Regions from separate parts of the Mus musculus genome. Here region 1 is linked to region 2. The links are chromatin contacts, found by Hi-C or POLR2A ChIA-PET in ENCODE. All regions are on one chromosome and are shown on one strand. Each heading gives the region's core, a stretch centred on a gene start or an enhancer-like site at or near the end of the contact. The rest is flanking DNA. Distances are from core to core; before and after follow the strand shown. Region 1 overlaps Spns3 (spinster homolog 3). Region 2 holds the start of Spns2 (spinster homolog 2).

Region 1 (6,930 bases), core at 632-3,131, 33 kb before region 2:
AGGGATGGAGATGACCAAGTGGCTGTGTCTTTGAGTCTGTTCCTCTAGTGATACAACGATGGACAGTTACATGTTTACCTGAGGCATTCCTGAGGTATCTTCTACTATGGTCACAGTGTATATTCATTTCTTCTGTTGCTGAGTGTGACTTGGTAGTAGTCTGTTGAGGACTTCTGTATCTGTATGGATAGGGTGTGGGGGTATTAGGGATATGTGTATTTGCATCTGTGTTTTTGTGGTGCGAAGGGCCATGGCCTCAGGATGACCTAGCAAGTGTTTCTCCCTTTTCTGTGTTTTTGCAGCGTATGAAGTATCTGTGTTAATTTGTCTTTAAACATTTGGTAGAATTCATCAGTGACACCATCTGGCTCTGGGCTTTTGTTGGGGGAAGGTTTTGATTATGGACTCAATATTTACTTGTTGAAGGTCAGCTCAGATTTTTCTGTTTCTTTTTGACTGAGTTTTGCTACTTTTACTAATTTTTTTTTACTTAATTTTACTAGTTTAACTAATTTTTAAATTATTTTTGAGATTATAATATTCCATCATTTCCACTTTAACTGTGTATGCTCTTAAACACATAAATATATAACCTGCTTAGTCTGTATAACTACACACACACACACACACACACACACACACACACACACACACACACATGTTTTCTGGGATGGCCATTTGGTATTGGATAAGCACTTGGCATGGCCTTCCCTGGGGGATGGTCGTTTCTCCTGCTCTCAGCATCCCTTAGCTGTCTGTAGCCTTTGTGTATGTAGGACTGAGGCCCTGCGAGCTTTCCCCATGCACCTCGGTGAGCCTAGTGTTGTCCTTGCTCAGCTCATGCTTAGGCAGCCGTGTTGGTGAGGCATTCTGATGTTCCAACTTCCTAGGAAACATAGTCTCACAGTAAGCCCCTGACCCTCTGGCTCCTGTAATCAGTCTGTCTGCTTTTTCACAATGCTCCCTGAGCCTTAGGGGCAGGGGTTGTGTTGTGAGTCTGTCACTTGGGACTGGGCTCTAGAATTTTGATTGATTATGGTTTTCTATAATGGTCTTTATCTTTTGTTTAGAGAAGTACTTCTCATTTTTTCTAGGATTTTTTATTTTTGTATTTAATCTAGATAAATCTAATTCTTGGTATATAAATGCCTATAGTATTTCCTTATAATCCTTTTGATTTCTGTGAGATTGCTATCAGTACCCTTTCACTCTTGATTTTGGTAAGCTGAGCATTCTTTCCTTTTTTCTGTGTCAGTTGAAAGGTTTGTTGACTTTGCTTCTTTTTTCCTTTCCTTTCCTTTAAAAAAATTGTTTTATGTGTGTATGTACATGGGCATGCATGCCAGTGTGTGTACTGATGTGTCCATGCACATAAGTGGATATATTTTAGTAAATGAGTTGTGTGTATGTATGTATGTATGTATAAATCTTTCATGTGTACAATGCTATACACATGTATATTCAGGTTGAATATGTATTGAACATACATATTGAGTTATGTTAATTTATATGCACCTTGTGTCCTTGTCTACCTGACTATGCCTGATGATTGCGTGGGGGGTATGTGTGCCTGGGTATATGGCCGAACATAGCTTTTTTTCTCACTTTAGTTGCTGTAACTACATTGCGTGGGAAGAAGGGGTTTTTGGCAGTACAGTGTGTCTGCTCCCAAATTGGTAGAGACCAAGTTTTCCTGTGTTCCATGGAAATGAAGTTTCCTGCACATATGAAGTCCAGTTTGGGGCTCTGTTCAGGCCCTGTGGCCCACCTGCAGGTGTGAGGGTTCCATCTCCTATCCTTAGGGCCTCTTGGCAAGGGAAGTGGACTTCCCGGCCGGTAATTAGGATCCAGACACATTCGCAGCAAGTCTTGGCTCACACCCCTTCCTTGGCCCTCTTCCCAGAGCTGCTGCCCTTCAGAGGAGAAGGGGTTTGTCCCTTAGAGGAGGTCTGAGCCTGATGCAGGGGCTCAACCATTGTTGACCTGTTGGCTGGAGGATGTGGCTGAATGTTGACAGTCCCACTTTGGGGGGACTTTGTGTTCAGGATGAAGTAACCAGAGTTTGGGCATGGCAAAGAGTGTTCACTGGGGAATCTGAAAGCCCAGGCTGCCATTTCTGCTTCCATATTTCCTGGTTGTATGATCTAGGGTAAGATACTGGCCTTGTGAACCTCAGTCCTCTCAGCAGTAAGATGGGAGGCTGCTTACCTGTAGTCTCACTGTGGAGGTAAATGAACTTTTGAGCCTGTTCTAGTTACTATGGTTGTGTAATGAAACTTGGCCACTCAAAACAACGAAAGCATTTGTTTTGCTCAGAGTTTTCAGTTAGGCAAGACTAGGTTGGAAGCAGAAGGGGTGACATCGTGTTTTCTATCTGAAGTCAAGTAGGCAAATGGGAAGGGCTGGATCCTGGAAGCCAAGCTGTCTGGCAGTTGATGAGAACTTAGCCGGAGTGCCTGCCCGTGTCTTCTCTGTGTAGCCTGGGCTCCCTTACAACACTGTGGTCGGATTCCAAGCATTAGCAGCTAGGGATAACTAGCTAGGGGAAGCTATCATGCCTCCTCTGACTGATCCTGGAAAGTTACTTTGAAAGTGTTGTATTCCCTTGAACTCTAACTTGTTGCTTAAAATAATAACAGGCTGGAGAAACAGAGAAAAACAGATTATTTTGATTTATGAGTATGTACATGTGAATATTTGTTTGGGTGCCTGAGAAGGTCAGAAGAGGGAGTCAATTTCCCTGAAGTTGTAGTTACAGGTATTTGGGAACTGTCCAGTGTGGGTTTGGAGAACTGAACTTGGGTCTTTTGAAAGCACAGCTGGTGTTCTTAACTGCTGAGTCATCTCTCCAGATCCCTAGAGTCTGTCTTTTGATGAGAGAGAGGATCAAGGACCTGAAAGAACATGTGATGACAAGATATCCTCATCTTTGGAAAATACAGTTGGTTGATGTGGCTTAGGTCTTCTTGTCCTCCATTCTCTGGGTGCCTCTGGGGTTTCACCTTGAAGGGAAGCATGTCTGTGCATACAGACAGGAGGCCCACTGGGTACCAGTCTCTGGCTCCACTCTGTTCTCACCGTCTCACCGGTAGGAAGTCTAGGGTTCAAGTTGTACCTGGAACCAAAGCTGGGGTTCCTGAACTGAGGGAATGCATTTTCTGATGTGTCTGAGATCTCAAGAGGTAGATCTGAGGCCAAGTCTTAGCCAGGAGGAGCAGCAAGGACCCCTGTCCCCATCAAATACATCCCAGTATGTCCTGTGTGACATATACCATTCTAAACATTGGGGGGGTGTTGTATTAAACAAAATAGCACACCATCTGCATGGAGTGAAATAAATGTATGTCAGAGGAAGATGCGTTCTGTGTGGATAACAGAAGAGAAAAAGACAAAGGATCAGGGCTCAAGGGGCCAGGGAATATAAGACTCTCTCTATGATGAATGCTTCAGTACTGACCAGAAGCAAGTGAAGGACAGAGCCACATGGTAGTGGGAAAGAGCAATCTGGAAGGAGAACAGCAGATGTTGAGACTCCAGGGAAGAGAAAGCGACTGGTGGGAATGAAGGAAATGTGCCTGGGATGGGGTGAGCCAAGACAGGGTGGAGGGAATGTGTTCCGAGCAATGGCAACAGGAAGTGGGGGATACAGATCGTGTAGGACCAGGAAGTGGGGGATACAGATCGTGTAGGACCTTGTGCCTACAATGTCTTTGGTTTCAGATGTGAACTGAGGACCAGTGAATGTGTCCTGCATACAAGCCAAGTGATCTAAGTGATGGTTTATAGTGGGGATCTCTTGCTGCCTAACAAATCACCCCCAAACTTAGTGGCTTGAAACAGTCTACTATAGTAATTATAATTATTGTTATTTTGAGGCAGGGTCTCGTGAGCCCAGACTGGCCTCTTTGCTGGCTAGTTTTATGTCAACTTGACATAAGCTAGAGTCATCTGAGAGGAGGGAATCTCAACTGAGAAAATGCCTCCATAAGATCAGGCAGTAGGCAAGCCTGCTTATAGAGTGATACAGGAGGAACCATCCCATTGTGGGTTGTGCCACCCCTGGGCTGGTGGTCGTGGATGCTATAAGAAAGTAGGCTGAGCAAGCCATGAGATACAGACTAGTAAGTAACACTCTTCCATGGCCGCTGCATCAGCTCCTGCCTCCAGGTTCCTGCCCTGTTAGAATTCCTGTCCTGACTTCCTTTGATGATGAAGTGATGTGGAAGTAGAAGTGAAATCTTTGTCCTCCCCCAGTTGCTTTTGGTCATAGTATTTCATCACAGCAACGGTGACCCTCACTGAGACAGCTTTGAACTCCCTTTGTAGCCAAGCATAACCTTGAATTTCTGATCCTCCTGTCTCCACCTCCTCTTCCCAGGACATGGAGTTACAGGTATACAACATCATACACAGTTTAAACAGTGCCAGGGATCAAACGTGGGGCTTTGTGCAGGCTAGCTGAGCACTCTGCCAACTGAGTCACATCCTTGGCCTTCAGTGATTTCTCATGGCCGGATGCTTTCTCTTCTGCTTTCTGTTTGTTTGTAACTGCACTGACCTGGGATGGGTGTAATGCCCACACTGACCAGTCTCCCGTGGCTCTTCTCTCTGGGACTCTGTATCCTTTGTTAGAGTAGATAAGCTTCTTTTTAGAACAATATCTAAGAGACCCAAGTGGAAGATGCAAAGCCTTTTAGTCCCCAGGAAGTACATCACTTCTGCCTTCTTCTGTTGTCTAAGGTATGTAGAACCCACCCAGGTTCACTGAGGAAGGGCACAGTGTAAAGGCATGAACATGATGTGGAAGGATTAACTGGGGGCATTTTGCAACTGCCAATCACACAGCTTAAGGAACTCTCTATGGGACTAGTGAGATGGCTCAGCAGGTAAAAGGGCCTGCTGCCAAGCCTGACACCCTGAGTTCGATCCCGGGGACCAACCTGGTAGAAGAAGAGAACTGATTTCTGCAAGCTGTCCTCTGGCTTTGTGGTCTGTACACATGTCTCTTGACCTCCTCTTTGCATGCACAAACACAAATATTAAATAGATAAGGGGAAAACTTGAAATAAAAAAGGCAGGGGAATTCTCTGACTTCTGTGTTGGAATGGAATGGGTGGTGCCAAAGTCAGGAAGAGGAAAATAATTAAGAGGTTTTTCCAATGACACAGGCCAACGAGGGCGGTGGCTTGAGTCAGGCTGGCTAGTGAGGAAGTGTGGAGAAGTGGTCAGGTTCTGGGTGTGTTATGGAAGTAGAGCAACAGGATTTCCTGACAGACTGGGTACAGAGCAAAAGAAAGAGAGGAGTTGAGAGTGTCTCTGTGGCTTGAGCGGCTGGAGTCAAGGAGTTGCTCTTTACTGAGGGGACGTCTGAGGGAGGGGAAGGGTGGCTGTTTTTAAAGTTCTGTGGGGTTCCAATTTAGGCATGTTAAATTTGGGATGTATATTAGTTGCTTTTTCTGTCACTCCAACAACAGCAACTTAAGGCAGGAAGGGTTTATTTTTGCTTCATGGTTTAAGGATGCACTCCCCGGGGCGGGGGCGGGGGCGGGGGGGCGGGGGGGTGGGTAGCAGTACCACGAGGCAGCTGGACATCCTGTGTCTCACTTCCTACCGCTGTGATAAAGACCATGGTCAAAAGTGACTTGGGGAAGAAAGGGTTAATTTCATCTTACAGTTGACAGCCCATCATGGAGGGACATCATGGCAGATACCTGGAGGCAGGAACTAAAGCAGTGGCTCAGGAGTGCTGCTTACCGAGGCTTGCTCCTGGGGCTTGTTAAGTTTGCTTTGTTATACAACTCAGGACCTTCACAGGGTAGCATCACCCCTGTGAGATGCACCCCCCCCCCCATCCCACAGTCATTTGGAAAATGCCCTACAGTCTGGCCTGTTGGCAGTCTGATGGAGGAATTTCCTCAGCTGAGGTTCCTCTTCCCCGATAGCTCTAGCTGGTGTCAAGTTGATGAAATAACTAGCCAGCCCACACTGCATTTGCAGTGAGGAAGCAGAGAGGCAAATGCTGGTGCTCTGCTCTCCCCCACCTCCTTCTCTTCCTCCTCCTCCTCCTCCTTCTTTTTAAACTAGGACAGGGTCGTACTGTGTACCCTTGGCTAGCCTAGAACTCACTATGTAGATCAAGCTGGCTTCAAAGTGATGGAGGTCTGCCTGCCTCTGCCCTCTGAGTTCTAGGTGTGGTGGGTGTGCCACCAATTGGCCTTCTCTTCTCTTTCTTTTCTCTTCCTCTTCCTTCCTTCCTTCCTTCCTTCCTTCCTTCCTTCCTTCCTTCCTTCCTTTCCTCCCTCCCTCCCTCCTTCTCTCCTTCCTTCCTCCCTCTCTCCCTCCTTCTCTCCCTCCTTCTCTCCTTCCTTCTCTCCTTCCTTCCTTCCTTCCTTCCTTCCTTCCTTCCTTCCTTCCTTCTTTCCTTCCTTCCTTCCTTCCTTCCTTCCTTCCTTCCTTCCTCCCTCCCTCCCTCCCTCCCTCCTCTCTCTCTCTCTCTCTTTCTCTCTCTCTCTCTCTTTCTTTCTTTCTTTCTTTCTTTCTTTCTTTCTTTCTTTCTTTCTTTCTTTCTTTCTTTCTTTCTTTCGTGTTTTGAGACAGGGTTCCTTGGCTGTCCTGGAACTCACTCTATAGACCAGGCTGGCCTCGAACTCAGAAGTCCGCCTGCCTTTGCCTCCCAAGTGCTAGAATTAAAGGCATGAGACACCACTGCCCAGCCCTCTTGCTTATTCAGTCCTGGACCCCTGCCCACAGGCTGGTGCTATTAACATTCAGGATGGATCTTCCCACCTCAGTTAGAGCTTTCTAGAAACATCCTCACAGGCATTGCTGGAGCTGTCTTCTAGGTGGTTCCAAATCCAGGCTAGGTGAACCATCCCAGGCTGTCTCTTGGGACATGCAGCTCAAGATGCCAAGAGGCAGCTTCTGTGTGCT
Region 2 (6,568 bases), core at 1,364-3,863:
TGAAGAAGATGTGGGTAGAATGATGGCTAACCAGGAAGGTACTGACTTAGGAGGTAGCCATAAGAGAGCTTAGGAGCTTAGGAGGGCAGACTGCTTCTTTCTCCAGAGTCTCTCAGTATCCTTGCCACAGAGACAGAAATAATAGCACACAGGTCTGAAGGACATAGTGGCTCATACCTTTAATCCCAGCACTTGGGAGGAAGAAACAGGCAGACCTCTATGAGTTTCGAGGTCAGCCTGGTTTACACAGTGAGTTCCAGGACAGCCAGGACTCTACCTCAACCCCTCTCCAAAACAAACAATACCCAGAGGCCCATCCTATGGTCTTAGGATGCTGCCAGGAGTTCTCACAAAGCCCTCATCTGTGCGCAGCCACACAGCCAGAAAGAGCTTATTGTTTCTATCGCCCTGCCCATGGGTTGGGGCCCTTTATCTTACACAGGATCAACTCCAGAAACTGCCTTTAAGTTAGAAGTCTCATAATAGGAATGGATGGCTTGCTTGGTGGCCCCACATATGAAGGACTCAAAAGACTGCCCTCTTTTCCTACTCTAGAATTCAACCAGGGGTGGAGATGAAGGGCAGTGGATCAAAACCAAAACTGGCCTTGCAGGCCAGGGTTGTGAAAGGGTGAGAGTTCAGGGGTGGGAAATTGAGACGCAGCCTGGGTAGAGTGCAAAGCCATCGTGCAGAGCCTCCTTCACAGATACACAGCTGGGCAGCATCCACAGCAGACATGGTCCTCTCGCTTGGCACAGCCACACAGATCTGGCCCCATGGAGCTTCTGGGTCTGTGCTTGTCTGCTAATCACCTGTTATCCCTGGCCACGCATTGAAACCCCCCCCACCCCCGCCCCCCGACTGACTTTACAGGCCAGAATCCAGCCAGCTGGAAAGAGGCAGCAGGCAACTTTCAGAATGAAATCTGTTTTCCTAACCTTCCGTCACAGTCATTCATACTCAACACGCCGAAGCATATTTTTAGTCAGTTCACAGAATTTAAAAGACACCTTGAAGGCGCCAAGAAACACCAGCTTGGGGATTAACTCTGCTCACTAAGACAGTGGAGTGTGTGTGTGTGTTCGTGTGTGTGTGTGTGTGTGTGTGTGTGTGTGTGTGTGTGTGTGTGTGTATGTGTGTGTGTGTGTGCTTGAGTGCCTTATGCTTTGTCATCCGTTGGCTATGCCATGACTCACTGTGGTTGACACCTTCACAAGATGTTCCTGTTGTGGACGTGGGCTCTGGAGCAGCCTGCACTAGCAAGATGATTTCAGGGCCCTGGCTTCGTACCAACCAGACCATTGACTAGTTGTCTGTTTATGACGGGTCACCTTGGTGACCTGAAGTCTGTCTGTGAAACAGACAGAAACCACTGGATATCTGAGGGGCTGAATTAAGTCTCCCCTGACTCTCTCATTTGAACCAAGGGTTTGGCACATACTAGGGAGAACATGCTATACTGGGTTTTAACTTCTTTCTTTCCTTTTACATATTTATTTATTTAGAGACGTGTTGGCCTGGACTCGCTGGCCTGGAACCTCGGAGTTTCACCTGCCTCTGCCTCCCAAATGATGGACTTACAAGAGAAGACTGTTCTTTACACAGAAGCTACCTAGCCATTCTCCAGAACTGACAACCCCCCCCCCCCCAACGTGCTCAACTACCTGGACTATATTCCCCCAATAGAAACAAAGACCCAGAAAGATAGAGGTTTCGTCCAATGTTAAGCCACACGCAAGAGCAGATATAGGCTAGGATCCAGCTTTCCAACTTTCACTAAGGGTTTTGGGGAGATGGTACCCCCCTCAAAGGCTTTTTCTGCTCCATCCCCTCTCCTTCTCGTTTGTCTGAGATTGGATCTCTCCTGACTCAGCCTCCCAAACGCTGGGGTTACAGGTGTAGGACACCCTGCCTGGCATTGAGGAGGCCCTCCTGGTTCTTTTGGGCTCTAATCCGAGCCCTGGTTCTCACAAGCTCCACTCTATGGGGGGTAGAGATATGGTCAGAGTGAGCCCAGGTCATAGCATGGAGGTGCTTCTCTATAGAGGAGAGCAATGGACCTTCATGAGGTCTGTGTCCTGGGTCCACCAATCATGTTTCTTAGGCAGCGCTGCCTAAACAGACTGAATTAAGGTGAGTAACTGTTGGAGTCAGCTCTACAACAGGTTCCCCAGTTTTGACCATCTGAGACTTTTTTTTTTTAATGCGTAGCTTAAGCCATGGGCCTTCCTCGGCCTCAGCCAGGGGTCCTCTCCCATCGCAGGGGCAGGGTGGAAGTTGAGTAGGGTCTGGGGTACCCTTCTTCCCTCACCTAAATCCTAATCGGTGCTGCAGCTCCCCGCAATCGCTTCCTGATCCCCGAGGGTTCCGTGGCCGCAGCGCTACTGCGTGACTTGCGCCCCCGTCAGGCGGGTGGGGCTGTGCGGCCAGGCGCCCCCGCACCCCCCGGGGCAGCACGTGCGGGGCGGGGCTGTGGCTTGAGCCCGGAGGTGATTGGGCACACGAGCTTGGTGGGCGGGGCCGGCCGCAGCTGTCAGAGCCGCCGGGGCCGCGCGTCTCACTGACTGAACAGTAGCAGCGGCGCAGCCAGGGCTGGAGCCCGAGCGCAGAAGCGGACGGGCCGGGCCGGGATGGTGCAGCGGCGGCTCCGCGGCGCGCGCACGCACTGAGCGGGCCCGGGCTGGGCCTCGCGTCCCCCGAGCCCCCCGCGCCCCCCGCCGCCCCGGCCCGGGCCGGCATGATGTGCCTGGAATGCGCCTCGGCGGCGGCGGGCGGCGCGGAGGAGGAGGAGGCGGACGCCGAGCGGCGGCGCCGGCGCCGGGGGGCGCAGCCAGGGGCTGGAGGTAGCGCTTGCTGCGGGGCGCGGGGTGTTGGGGGCGCTGGAGTCGTGTCCGCCGACGAAGAGGTGCAGACGTTGTCCGGCAGCGTGAGGCGGGTCCCGTCCGGACTCCCCAGCATCCCCAGCACCCCTGGCTGCGCAGCAGCTGCCAAGGGCCCCAGCGCGCCGCAGCCCAAACCGGCCAGCTTAGGCCGAGGGCGGGGGGCAGCTGCTGCCATCCTGAGTTTAGGCAACGTGCTCAACTACCTGGACAGGTACACTGTGGCAGGTGAGCAAATGCCCCATCTAGCCCGAGGACCAGGGCCCTTCCATCCCAGATGCCCTAGGGAGCTTTTGGTTGCCAGCTCCCTAGATCCAAGCCCTCTGGAGAGTCCCTAAGGACCCTCTGTTCAAGCGATGCTTTGGCGTTCCATGGGTCCAATCCAAAGCACCCCACGCTCCCCGTGTTAGGGATTGGTGGAGTTTCCACCCCTGGAGCAGCTTGTGAGCCTTCGCCAAGCCCTTGACGGCTCATCCGTTGTCCTCCCAGAGTCTCCTCTGCGTCTCTCTTGCCTTATCGCCTGTGCGCCCCCTTCCTCCACAGCCGCAGGTTCCCCGGCCTCTCCTCCTTTTCCCTTAGTCCAGGCCGTCTGTGCTTGCACGGCCCGTCTGTTCCTTCTTTCCTCGGTCTCAGCCACCCCCCTGCATGCGTGCGGCCAGTGTGTGCGCCTCTTGCGGGTGTGCGCCAGGCAGCCGGAGTGTGCGCGCGCGTGGCAGCGCGGATATGTGTGTGTGAGCTTGTAAGCGCGTGGCTGACAAAGGCTCGGGCCTGCGGGGAGCCGAGGGAGGGGCGGGGCGGGTCCGTGCCGCCTGGGGACCCAGGATGCGGTTTGCAGCTGGCCCTGGCTTGAGGCCTGGAGACGCCTCCTTCTGCTCCATGGCGCTTGGAGCCTGGAGCAGGGCATAGGCCTGGGGGCGGGGGCTGGGGGGGTTGGTCTAAAGAGAGGCAGCCTCATGCTCCTTGAGCATCTCTGCGACTCAACCCCAGGTTTGAGACTGAAATGGATACAACTGGGTTTCTATCCTGAATGTGCTTAATGTGTGTGTGACCTTGGGCCAGTTTCAGCTTGTGTTTAGGTCTGTTTCCGTTTGTGAATTGATTGATCCCTGGGCCTCTTAGTGTGGATGTGACTCTGGGATTCTATTCTGCTGGCGTCTCTCCCTGTCTTCACAGGGGTCAAGACGTAGGGACCTGTCCTAGAGCTGGCCCTGCCTGAGGATAATGTAGCTTTGAAAAGAAACACTGGTTAGGCTGGTCTCCGGGGCTCCCGGTGGAGGAGTGCAGTTGTGTGTGTGTGTGGTGGGGGGGACCCAACATTCTATCCCACAACCTAATATGAAAGAGGGGAGAGGAAAGGGGAAGAGAGATGATTTGGATATTTTGTGCCTCACTAAAGAAAACTCAGGGATGATTGGGAAAAGAGAGCCCTGACATAAACCACACAACCACATGCCACCTGGGTACTTGGGTGTTCTTTTGGGGGCCTTAGTCTTTTCCTATCTTGGATAGTTTTGTGTCAAGTGGAAGGAAAGAACTCTGCCCCTCTCCCACCTTGCATGTACACCCACCCACCTGCTCTCTGTCCCTTCCTGGGGGTAAACATGAAGTAGGTGCCAGTGGCATCAATTTTTGGGTCAGGCTGTCCCAAGAGACTGTTCCCTTGCTCTAGTAAGCAAGAGCATGGTGTACCCTCAAGTGTGCCAACCTACCACGCATACGCATGTGATGTGCTGCCTAGGGCTCAGGGTGTTAGGTGCCCACCCTGTGAGGACAAGCCAGAGAACATTGGAGGCCCTCACTTTGCAAACCAGGCTCTTTCCAGCTGGGGGAAGTCAGGCCCTTGGTTAGCCCTATCCAAGATTGCCCAGTGAGGTGATCAGCAAAGCAGGTGTTAGACTTCCCCTTTACCCCCACCTCACTCCCAGCCTGGCCTGAGTCTCTTCTCTCTCTTTGGAAGTATTGTTGTGGCTTTTAGTTCTGTCCTGGTCGTTTTTTATTATGGCCTCAGGCCACTTCTTCTGAGGTTCCTAGAGGAACCCATGGCCAGGGGGGCAGAGAGGGGAAGGTAGGATCAAGGAGTGGGTTCTTATCTACCTTTGCCAATACTTGGGTCAGAGCGGGAGAATTAGATAGCAGATTTCTGGTAAACTGATTGGGGCAGGGGGCAATGCAGTTGGGGAGGGAGGCCTGGAAGGCTCTGGACGTACACTGCCTGAGCTGTGTATCTTTCAGTGTCCTGCCCAGGGTTGTAAGCTTGTGCACTACCCCCACTCCACCCCCACCCCACAGACATCATTTCCTCTCCGGATAAGCCTGCCTCCCTTTCTTTATGATGGCCTTCCCTCCCCCTGCCCCTGAGTTCAGTTTTTAGGAATATTTACAATCTCTATGGTGACTACCATGGCTTTCAGGGTCTTGTGCCAGGACCCGAGTCCACCTGTTGTCTGCTGGTCCTGCTGGGAAAGAGGCGGGCATGTAGACACTCTGCTGTGTGGGGCACTTTTGATGTTTGTGCCCACCTGACCCCTAAGAACCTCACAGTCTGGCCCCAGCAACCTCATCAAAGCATGGGGGAGTTTCTGCTTTGCTTTATATCCCTCCTGTACAGTTCTGTTTGCTCATAGCATAGCCAGTTCTGTCCAGAGGAGCACAATGCAAGCTACATACGAATGCCGGTTTTCAGACAGAAAGAGAGCAGGTGCAATTAATATATTTTATGTGTATGTGGGCACGTGTGAGCACGGGTTCCTGCCGGTGCACATATGTATGTATGTGGGTGGGTGGGTATGGAGTCGGGAAATCAGTCTCAGGTGTGGTTCCCCAGCAGCGCCCCACTCTGAGTCAGGGTCTCTCATTGGCCTGGAGCTTGCTGATTGGGTTAGAGTGACTGGCTAGTGAGTGCTCTGGAGACACCTGTCTCTTCTCCCCAGTGCTGATTACAAGTGCTCTTGTGAGCACAATAGCATGCTGTTGAGTTTTAAAACTATTTACTTTAGTTTGCCTGTGGGTGGGTGTAGAGGTCAGAGGACAACTAACAGGAATTGGGTTTCTCCTTCCACGGTGAGTTCTGGGAATTGGACTCAAGTCGTTAGTTTTGATAGCAAAACCCGTTATTCTCCAATCACCCTCCCCGACCAGACCCCATGGGTTCTAAGGTTAAAACTCAGGCCTTCATGTATCAAGCACTTTAGTAGACCAATACATTTTATTTAACCAGACATGTCCAACAAATTTGTTGTTATTCTGGGGTATTTTTACATTTCCTTTCATACCGTCTTCCACATCATTGGAGGATTTGGATTTACCGTCCCAGCCTGAGTCAGACTCTAGTGGCTGGGTCACGGGGGGGATACAGTGCAGGGTCAGAGCCCTTGCCACCAGAGTTCGCATCCAGCTGCATCACAGCTGTCACCCGAGCTTCTGTGAGCCGAGTTCTCCTCCACCTTGGGTGGTATGGAATGAATGAGAATGTACCCGCAGCACCTGGGCGGAGGCCAGATACCTGGGAGGCCTTCACCAAATGTCAGCTGTCTGCTCTTTCATGCAGAGGCCCGAGTGGTGTCCCTGACCAGCATGTCTTTCCTCATTCTCTCTGTCTATGACAGTCCTTCTCAGGCTGTCCTTCGGGATACCTCTGTGAGAGCCCCTCCCTACAGCACCAGGGCCGGTCTCGGTCCTGGGAACCACAG

The links. Hi-C counts contacts between places; a loop is a spot of excess contacts on that map. ChIA-PET counts read pairs that join two places held with the same protein, here RNA polymerase II (POLR2A).
Region 1: a loop to region 2 is called in a map of left cerebral cortex, with 4 times the contacts of the local background. The contact joins the enhancer-like site here to the promoter of Spns2 in region 2. A Hi-C loop is called at or near these places in 9 of 37 maps with a recorded cell type or tissue (Patski, gastrocnemius, heart and 2 more). POLR2A ChIA-PET finds 5 or more read pairs at or near these places in 3 of 5 experiments (Patski and embryonic stem cell).

The regions. Positions count from the first base shown.
Region 1 is chr11:72,517,684-72,524,613 of GRCm38, reverse strand. All of the region lies in intron 8 of Spns3 (spinster homolog 3), which reads left to right. Among named protein-coding and RNA genes, the nearest start is that of Spns3, 29 kb to the left of the region's middle. Within about 2 kb of position 1,881, at least 1 of the 3 ENCODE cell types and tissues checked has a DNase peak (open chromatin) inside an H3K27ac peak, as active enhancers do; it is gastrocnemius, where a contact is called at or near this core.
Region 2 is chr11:72,485,965-72,492,532 of GRCm38, reverse strand. It overlaps Spns2 (spinster homolog 2), which reads left to right and starts at 2,613. Exons shown (of 13, transcript NM_153060.3): 1 at 2,613-3,107. The coding sequence starts at 2,738.